Linked DNA regions of Homo sapiens: region 1 is linked to region 2. Evidence: read pairs that join two places in POLR2A ChIA-PET (ENCODE). Cell type or tissue: OCI-LY7. All regions are shown on one strand. Links, peaks and the distances in the headings refer to the core of each region. The heading gives the core; the rest is flanking DNA.

Region 1 (5,391 bases), core at 61-5,060, 54 kb before region 2:
CACATGCACCTAAGCTTTCTAAAGGGAGAAGTGGGGTTACATGAGATTATGGTGTGAGAAAATGTTAAACAAATGAAAGGGTCTACTCTTCCAATTTTGGCCCTCTTTGGTTCCAGTGACTGGGGCACAAAGAGAAGACATGAAAAGAGATACTGAAAATCAGTCCCAATTAGGTTTAGAGAAGTACAAGTGGAGATGAAGGTGATTTACATTTCATGCCCTTTCAGGAAGGAGTAACCATTCTAATACATCCTTCTCAAAGAGTGCATGTTTAGTGGAACATCAGCCAATGATGACTTGTGGAAAAAAAGCAGAGTGTCACCATCAAATGGGGAACATCGAGAAGCCTTCATTTTAGTGCATCCACCCATCCTAACTTATTCTGCAGGTCGTTTTGCAGTTGAAGCCGTAAGGAAGGCAGTTTGTCATTTCTTTTTGAAAGCCCAGGTTTGTGTGTACCAGCATTAGCAAAGCCAGGAAAGCATCTTTGGTAGATACACTAACTGTGCTACAGGGTGGCCTCTCATGAAAGATCCTGGAAACCTAGAGGCTTATGAATATGGATACTAGAAAAACATTGTAGACTTTGTAGGGCCAATTCTAGAGTTTGAATATCTAAAAACTCACTTTATCATATCAAGGTCTTTTTTAGCCTCTACAAGTAATATCTGTTTTTAACATGAAGGAAATAAATCATGCAATGTTTAAAATTGCAAGGTATGTGTATACCAGGCAGCACAGACCTAAATTATGACTTTGAAGTTTTCTCACTGCAACATTTACAAACCCAGTCCAGCTTGTGGAAAACCATGGACAGATTTTGGTTTGGCTCAGGGCCTTCTTTTCATCTTCCAGGTCACTGAGTGCAAAGGAAAAAAAAAAAACCCTGTAAATATTTTTGAAGCACAGGTTTATTTTTCCCTCTTGCAAAATTAAAATTGAATTATTTAATTTTATCCAAGGGAACTAATTTGTTCTAGACAAGAGGCCGACTCTCTACCACTCAAAAATGCTTTTTAGACTGATTTCATGTTACTTCTGTGACTTTTGACTTTGTGATTTCCATGGAAGTCTTATTAGAAAATGAAAGATGATTGCAAAGGAGGTTTTCATTCTCAACATGTTTTCTAGCATTAGGGTTGGGTCTTCTCTTTTCTATATGGTTTCAAGTCTGATCAGTTTGCACACATTGCTCTGTGTCCCTAGTCTTCCCTTTGCAAAAAGACTTTCCAAGCGTTTTACCTTTAGTAGCAAAGAGTGTGTTTAGATATTGACATTTGAGTTCCAGTGCTTGTTTTGCTTTTAGTGACTTTAACTTACCTGACTTTGTTCCCACACCTCTTGACTGCAGACAATACTGTTCCTACTCCCCATAGATGCAGTCAGAACCAGTGGAAATAAAGTGTCTATGTGACAGCACTAGAAGTACATACGTTTTTAAAAATGAGACGTTAACACTATACACCTGGGGCTGCTAGAGCAGAATCATGAGTAGAGTCTGTGTGAAGAATTGGGTGTTTACTGAGCTGGGTCAGAGGAGGGTTATACTTCACTGAGATTGTGTCTCCTCTTTCTCTCATTGCAAACACACATGTACACCCACACACCTCATCTCTATTCTAGGTCCAAGTCTGCAACTGACATTCTAGTGGTTAGGCCTAGTGTGCTTCTCCTTCAATCCAGTCCTGGACAAATGCAGGTTCTCCAGGAACTGGTAATTCTGAGGGGTCCAGATAAACTACACGTTTCTTTTCATTTGAGGAATCTCTCAGAAACCATGTCAGTCTGGGTCTATTTTTCCCTTACATTTGGTTGACAGCTTGAGAAACCTGGATTGCTGTTCAGCCAGCAAAGAACGTCTTTACGAGTTGGTAGCCTAGGTTGCTACTTTATAATATGATTTGAAAGGTACTTGAAGGCCCATGCTCCAAAGAATCTTGTTCCAGAGCTTGTTGGGCTAGCTTTAGGGTCACTATTTGATGCCAGTTTCTTTGGGTCAACATGGTTCTCTCCAAATTCCATTTTTACAAAGCAGACATTTCCTTGGGAAGACTAAGGCAGCTTGTTTTGGTCTGTAGGTGGGAAGGGAGTAGATAGAAAAAGAGACACTAGTGTTAAATTAAATGAAATTTGGCCTAAAGCTGCCTCCATATGTAGCAAACTGTAACCTAATATGTAACCATATGTAGCAAACTGTAACTTAATATGTAAATACACTGCAATGTAACTTGCAGTGAGTATATTCTTGTCATGACTGATTGAGTTTTGGCCAATCATAGCAGCTGAGCTTTCAGCCAATCAGGGCCTGTAAACTGCTTAGACATGTCCAAATGAGGCAAATGCAGAGCTGTCACCAATCAGGCTATTTCTGCACGTCACTTCCTTTTTCTGTCTATAAATACTGCCTGCTCATATTGCTGAATGGAGCTTTCTTAACCTTTACTGCTTCAGAATGCTGCCTGATTCATGAACTGTTTCTTTGCTCAAATAAACTCTGCTAAATTTAATTTGTCTAACTTTTTTTTTTCTAGAATGAGAAAGTCTGGATGATTAGACAAGATTTTTTTTTTTTTTTTTGGTTGTCATAGTTCTATACCAGACTGACCTGATGTCAGGCCCTCTATGCCAAAGCTCATGATACAACCTCCCTAACATGGACTCAAAGCTCTAGGGTGGGGAAGAGTGAGGAAGCCTGGCCTGGGAAGTCCTATAAATAGCATTGCATACAGGACACTGCATCTGATTCACTGTAAGCTTTTGATGAGCTTTCCTCTACCTTCTGTCCTTCTGGTCCAGTTAGCTGGTTTTATACTGGATAATATATTAGCTAATCATTTTGCATCACCTGGCAACTTGTTAGGCATTTTGAATAAGGGAACAGAGCTAGCAGGGCCAATTGACTGACCATACATAGTGCATGTGACAAATTTACTGGCTTCCTAAATCTGCATTGGGATTTCTGATATAGCAGACTAGACTAATGAGGACGCCTGTGAAACAGCAGTGAATACAATTAATTTTGAAGTGAATTTTAGTGCCGAGCACTTCTCCCTGGCACTGCCTTCCCAGGCCTTCCCTCACCTGGCCCTTTTGGCCTTTGCTGTTGATATATCTGTTTCTAATCCCTATTGGTTAACATATTTTATTCAAAGGCATACACAAAGGCATTGCCATCAAATTTTCAGGAGATTCATATCTCCAACAGATAGCTAATAAAATGAATGATGAAATTATCTCAACTATTGAATTCAACAAGATGACATTTAGATAGTGATAAAATACACTTTGCATTTAGATGATAAAATGTGCTCACAAGTACAGCATGGGGAAAGATGTGACTTGCTAGTGCTTTATGTTAAAAATACCTGAAGATTTTAACAAAGGCATTGGTGAGAAGCAACTATGAGAAAAGCAAATACAGTCTTAGATTCCTCATAGGTGCAACAAGACTTGGATCATGAACAGTCATAATTAGTTGCACTCTGAGACTATCAGAAAATGTGTTGTGCTTCACATTGGGTCCTGCAAGACAGACACTGATAAATTAGGATATAATCAGAAAAAGTTGCATGGGAGTGTGAAGGTATCTGAGCAACATATCCAATGTGGAAGACTGAAAAGAAGAGCAGAGAAATGAGTGAGTAGAATAGACTCATTCTGTTTCGTTTGAGAGAGAAGAATTAAGGCCAAAATGTTTAAATTTATTCAATATACAAAAACTAGGGCATCATGTGGCCTAGAGCGCTTCATAACACATGTTTGCAAGTACAAACTGAATGACCATCTGCTACATTGGCCACATCATATGGCATAGAGTAGGCATATGATAAATATTTGTTAAATGTTACATACACGTAGGTGGAATGCTAGGAATGCTGTAGAAAGAAATAGTGGGAGGCTGGGCTTGATTAATGGTTCTAAATAGTGTTCTGCAAGATTTTGGTCAATGCCCCTTGATAAAAACATTGTATTGTCAAAGTATCTTGCAAACCCCTGTGCTAAACAGACTCAAACAAATTCCTTTACTTATGGACCACACAGAAGATTTGATATATTACATTTAGTATATTAAACATATATATATATATATATATATATATATATATATATATATATATATATATCTACGAGGAGATATATAAAGACAATAGAACTTGTCTGGGCATAGAACAATTTTGGCAGCACACTGGACTGGAGTATTATTACTGGAATACTTGTTTGGGGAACATTGAACTAAATTTGCGTTATATTTTTTCCAATTCTCTTTTATGTTTTCAAAGAGATGGGTGCAGATTGCCCATATGCTTCTAGTAAACTTTGTAGTTCTAGACCTATCTTTCTGGATCCTGTGGCTGTTCTATAGAAATTTATTAACCAGGATAGTGAAAAAGTTATCTCCTCTTTTTCAGCTCTATAATTTCTTCTTTGGTATATTCTTGTGTTTGAAGTCTAATTCACTCCTAGGAGTAAGTACTAACATTTATGATTTTCTTGGAATACTTTTATAATACAAAATTATTATCTTTTAGGCCTTTCCAAGACTCCTCATAAGGAGGAAAATTCTCTCTCAAAATGTTTAGAAAACATCAATGTACACAAATTATTTTCCTACTTTATTTATTATAGGTTTGTGGTCACAAGAAGTAGTCATTATCCTTAGATGAAATGGGTAGGGACAAATTTCGTGTATTGCTCTACCCAAAGTAAAGGAGTCAGAGGGTTTCTAGGCAAACACCATGAAAGCCTACTGTATTAACCAAATGAGCAAAGAGCACATTTCTTGAACAGTATTTTTCAAAGCTTAACCTCCTGTTTGAACAACCCCAGATGACTTATGTTTCTGGCTTTCTTAATTGTTGGTTAGCTTTCAATGCCTGAATTCAGAAAAATTAGAGATGGAAAAATCTCCCAACAGGTCACCCAGCTCATTTCTTTAAAGGAATTAACAGATGAATCTCATAATGTAGTCCCTGGTTTTAACGTTCTTGAGGATGGGCCGGGGTTTCATTTTAAATTCAGAAATATTGGGGCCAATTTCAGTCCTAGGATGAATTCAGAGACCACCAAGAGAGGTTCGTATATCCTACTTCTGCTTTCCCATTACTCAGAATGTGTAAAGTCATAAACTGAGTAGTTAAGTCATGATAGATCTTGGCTTTTCAACATGGAGCTGACAAGGGAAGGGTAGATAAGAAAGATGCAACCACAAGACTGAAAAATGTCAGTGTCAGGGGAAGAGGGCTAGGTGTTTATATCCCTGCATTGACCAGTTTTTGGATACAGACTGCTTCTGGAGAGAGATGAAAATTGGGGCAAGATGACTTTCTTCAGTTAAGAGCGGTTTCAGGAAAGAGACTCAGGCAACTGAGAAAATGAATGCCTCAGTCCTGA
Region 2 (5,391 bases), core at 284-5,283:
AAGTCACAGGATGAAATAGCAGGTTGGCACAAGATACAGGTCATAAAGACCTTGCTGATAAAACAGGTTGCAGTGAAGAAGCTGGCCAAAACCCACCAAAATCAAGATGGTGAGGAGCATGACCTCTGGTCGTCGTCCCTGTTACCTTCCCACCAGCCCCATGACAGTTTACAACTGCCATGGCAATGTCAGGAAGTTACCCTATATGGTCTGAAAAGGTGAGGCATGGATAATCCACCGCTTAGTGCATATAATCAAGAAATAACCAAAAAAATGGACAACCAGCAGCCCTTGGGGCTGTTCTGCCTGTGGTGTAGCCATTCTTTCATTCCTTTACTTTCTTAATAAACTTGCTTTCACTTTACTCTGTGGACTCACCCTGAATTCTTTCTTTCGCAAGATCCAATAACCCTCTCTTGAGGTCTGGATCAGGACCCCTTTTCACTAACATCTTTCTGGAAACCATGGAAGGAACTATAGTGAGGAAACCCCCTGACCCAAAGGCTAACTTTGGGTAAGTGATGGGGTTCAGTTATATCATAAATTAAGGGTCATTCCATGTTTTTATGTTTCCAAGATATAAAATCCTATTATCTGGCCAATTTTAAATTTGTAAGTAGCAAAAAATACATAGAAATCTATACATTTCCTCCTTAGAAGGCTCTAAATGCACTCATAAATTTGATATGTAGAATTTTTATCATTCAGTTCAAAATGTTTCCTAATTTTTTGTTCTTAATTCTTCTCTAAACTATTAGTTATTTAGAAGTGTATTTCTTAATTTTAAAATGTAAGATTTTCTGGTTATATTCTTATTGATTTCTAGCTTTATTTTTATATTTTATTTGTATTATTTGTGTCTTTAAAATTAAGTATATTTTACAGCTTTTGAATACAGTATTCTATAAATGTTTATCAGGTCACTTGGTGAATTTTATAGTTGAAATTTTCTATATCTTTCTTTTTTTAAAACCAGCTTATTTTATTTAAAAGAGTGTTGGGGCCTGGCGCAGTGGCTCACGTCTGTAATCCCAGCACTTTGGGAGGCTGAGGTGGGTAGACCACAAGGTCAGGAGATCGAGACCATCCTGGCCAACATGATGAAAGCCCATCTCTACTGAAAATACAAAAAATTAGCCGGGCATGGTGGCATGCACCTGTTGTCCCAGGTACTCAGGAGGCTGAGGCAGGAGAATCGCTTGAACCTGGGAGGCAGAGGCTGCAGTGAGCAAAGATTGCACCACTGCACTCCAGCCTGGGCAACAGAGCAAGACTCTGTCTCCAAAAAAAAAAAAGGTGTTAAATTTTTCTATTATGTTGTGGCTTTAGCCATCTTTTTATTCAATTTTGTCAGTTTCTGCTTATATAGTATCAGTACATGTATTTGATAAATGCAAATTTAGAATTATTAAATCTGTCTGGCAAATTGAAACTGTCATTATGAACTGTTATTCTTTCTCTCTAGGAATCCTTGTTGCCTAAAAGTCTACTTTGTTTGGTATTAATATATTCATATCAGCTTTCTTTTGGAAGTGTTTGCATGGTATAGCTCCATCCTGTGTTTTACTTTTGTCACTTGTAGAAGGCACATAGTTGCAATTTTCAATCCAGCCTGATAATCTTTGTCTTTTAATTGGATTATTTCCACGAAATGAAATTACTGGTGTATTTAATTATGCATTTTCCATTGGTTCTATGTATTCCAAATGCTATTTTTCTTTATTTCTGTCCTACTTTTGAATTGACTGAGTATTTTATATTATTTTCTTCTTTCCCTTTATTGGCTTAGAAGTTACATAGGCTTTAATTATTCTCTCAGGGATTGCCAGAATACATTATACAACATGCATTTTTTTTCACTTCTCAGAACCTAATATTAATTGGCAATTTCAGCTTCTTCTTGGACAATGCAAACATTAGAATATTCAAATACAGTTTACCTCTTTTAAATTCAATTTTCTGGCTCTAATTCAAGACTTACACATGATTAGTTCCAGATCTCACAGGATATTATTATTTTTGTTATATCTTCAATATACACTGACATTTATGCACATATTTGCATTTTAGCTTCTCTTTATTTATTCCTGTATTTTTTAGCTTCTGTGTGGGTTTTCTTTCCTCTGCTTAGAGAAGACCTTTTACTATTTTCCTTAGTATGAGATGGAGGTGTTCAGTGACAAATTCTCCCCGTTTGGCTGTTTAATATATATTTATTCACCTTTTATTTTTGAAGGCTGTTTTTGCTGGGGGTAGAATTCTAACGTTGGCAGTGATTTTCTTTCAGTATTTGAAAGATATAATGCTTTGTATTCTGCATTCCACTGTTGCTATTGAGAAGTCAGCTGTGAACCTTATGGTTGTCCCTTTGAGAGTATTTTGATGATAGTCTCTCTTTTCTCTGACTTCTTTTAACATTTTATCTTTTGTTAAGTTTTAGATGTACTATGGCATGGCTAAGAGTGGATTATGCATATTCCACATGTATATATATTTGCATATGTGTAGGCGTATGTGTGTATATTTGTGTGTGTGTGCGTGTGTGCATGTGTGTGTGTGTGTATATATATATATATATCTAAAATCACTCTAATTCAATTTCAGGGGCTGAAATGATTTGCATCTGTGCTGCAGCCCTTGAGAGGGCTTATCTACTATGATTCATTCCTGTTTTTAGGTACAGCTCTGTAGGATTCAAAGGGGATGTGAAAGGTGTTGTACTAGATTCACCTCCTATTTCCCCTTGTGAGGCCTGGACTCCAACATTTAATTTTCAACTCCTGAGGATCTCAAAATGCAAATTTATTTCTTAGCTTCTTGGCTGCTTCTAGAACTGACCAAAGCCGTCTAGACAAAAAGCAGTCCTCAATGCAGGGTTCATCTTTTTTGGTTTTCATCTTCTTCCAGATCTTGACCTAGATATTTTCCCTCTTTTACTGGCTCTCTAATGCCTTCAGGCACACACACACACACACACACACACACACACACTTACACACACATTCATGCACACACATTTTAACTTTTAAAAATAGTCTTTGGTGGAAAGGATTGTCTAGCTACATGATCCATTATCCCAGATTTGTATTTCAGAACAAGCTTTCCACCACACTCAGATATATTGAAAGATAGGACTTCATTCTTCCAATCATTGTTCTCAGTTTTCTATTTCCTCACCCCAATCTACTCATACCCATAAAGACACAAAGATAGTGCCTCCACCATCCATAGATAGATCCACGCCTATAGATAAAATTATTAGTATCAGCTCCTGAACAATTTTGTCCATTTCCTACAATAGTTTGCATCACTTTTGAGATCCTTAGGCCATCTGCTCTTGGACATCTCCTTAACCCTTTCCCCTCCATGTGCTATCTGTATAGGTCCTGCCCAATCAGATCTTGCCTTGGATCAGAACCACCCTTTTTTCCCCAAGGTACTTTCTCCTAGTCTACCCAGTAAGATCAGAAGCAAATCTCATGTTAGTTAAGGTAGGAGGGAATTCAGGCAAAGGGAAATTAAAGTCACTAAACAGCAAGAATCTAAGATTGCTCTTTATTGTCATCCCGGTGATGATTCCTATTTCACCTCTTTTCTTCAAGAGGGTCTCCCATTGGGGTAACTAAAAGCAATAAGAACTCTGGAGATGCACAATGCACCCCTTATGGTTAATTTTAATTCTGGATAGATCTAGTCATTCTCTTCCAATCCATTTGTTTCATAATTATTTGCCGAGTGCCTGCTATATGCACTGAGGCATAAAATTGCAGCCATTCATTCAGATGACAATTTAAGCACTCTTTATTTTGGGACTGCTTTATACAATTTAAATTTATGAAATAAATAAATGTTGAGGTACAGAAAAGTTTGTATTTCTAAAAAAGAATTTTGAAACAAATCAAAACCACAGGGTAAAAATGAACTCCTTGTGTATATTTAATTGTTTAAAAATTCACAAAGTTTTGAGTAGAAAGCTTGGGAAAAAACAAAACAAAACATGAAAGCAAGAGAAAAGGTCTTAGGTAGATCCTTGCCCACCCTCCTACCACCTCCTTCCCCTTCCCTTGCCCATATCAAGACGAATGAGTAAAGAAATAAAATGAGCACACAAAAAAATAATATTTGCAGCTCCTCTAGATACTTAATGCTGCTACCGACCTGTATTTCCAGCTGGCAAGTCTCCTTCATACTTAAGGCTTTGCTATTGCAACCACCAAAATCATCATCATTATCATCATAATCAGGACTCGTTTAACATTTGATGTGTCTAAATGCTTCCTGACTATTTTTCTAGGAATTCCTAGGTCTGGTGCCTGCACCTCAGCTCACATCGCTGTGCATGGATCAAGAATCCCCCCCTCCCTGTACTCTTTTCCGGGCAGTCCTTCATACTTCCCAGAACAGGGAGAACAAGAAAAGCCAGTTACTCTGGGTGTTTCTGGACTTAAAGAATGCACTAAATTGGAGGCAGAGGATGTTAAGTGGTGATAACATTCTCTAAGAAGCAAAAGAGCTTTAATAAAAGCCACTCTCCTGCAGTCTCTCCAGTTTGTTGTACTTCTTTTAAGAAAACATGCCCGATCTTTCATTATTTCTTAAACTAATAAACTCTGGAACATTCATGTTTAGGGTTTCTGGAAGCAACATTTGAACAGGAAATCTCCCTCTGTAAAGGGAATTATTTGCATAATGCACTGGAAAGAAAATCCAACCCAGGAACCAAGAGTTGGAAAAACCTTTTAAAATGTCTTTTTTCAGTTTTATGGAAAGAATTTTACTTAAAATATCATATTTTTATTTCAGAGAAAAGAGGCAGCAGAAGAAAAACAGAAATAGTAAACTGGAAATATTGCTACCTTAAAACATAATTTTGAGTTTCCTCAAGAGTATCTGAAGTAGATTTTTTTTGTTGTTGTAGACACTACATCATACCAATCACTCATTTTCTGTTCATTAGTATTTCAGCTATATTCATTTGAATTCCCATGGAATTTTCTAACAACCCAGATTTTTATAAAATGTATTAAAATTGTCTTAGTTTATGCCACAGTTATAGTATTAAATGTCTTTGGTGGCACTGAGAAATCATTTGTTAAACAAAGGTCCTCACGTCCTCGGTTTGTTTTTTTAAAGCTGTTCAGCTTATCATATATTTAATAAATATATACTTTAAAAAAAAGTTTCATCATGGACACAGGTAGGGGAACATCACACACCAGGGCCTGTAGGGGGATAGGGGGCTGGGGGAGGGAGAGCATCAGGACAAATAGCTAATGCATGCGGGGCTTAAAACCTAGGTGACGGGTAGATAGGTGCAGCAAACCACCATGGCACACGTACACGATATAACAAACCTTCATGTTATGCACATGTATCCTGGAACTTAAAGTA

Evidence for each region. Peaks named below come from ENCODE experiments on the same cell type or tissue, not always from the same donor. Only the 100,000 strongest peaks of a DNase experiment are listed, where the experiment ranks them.
Region 1: POLR2A ChIA-PET joins it to region 2 with 7 read pairs; 4 of 35 experiments call an interaction of 5 or more read pairs at or near these places.

The regions. Positions count from the first base shown.
Region 1 is chr12:14,871,264-14,876,654 of GRCh38, forward strand. No RefSeq gene overlaps it. Among named protein-coding and RNA genes, the nearest start is that of MGP, 12 kb to the right of the region's middle. In OCI-LY7, for the core only: no CTCF peak of the experiment used is centred there; a DNase peak (open chromatin) is centred at 2,348.
Region 2 is chr12:14,924,787-14,930,177 of GRCh38, forward strand. The region is part of intron 3 of ERP27 (endoplasmic reticulum protein 27); the gene reads right to left. Among named protein-coding and RNA genes, the nearest start is that of ERP27, 11 kb to the right of the region's middle. In OCI-LY7, for the core only: no CTCF peak of the experiment used is centred there; no DNase peak of the experiment used is centred there.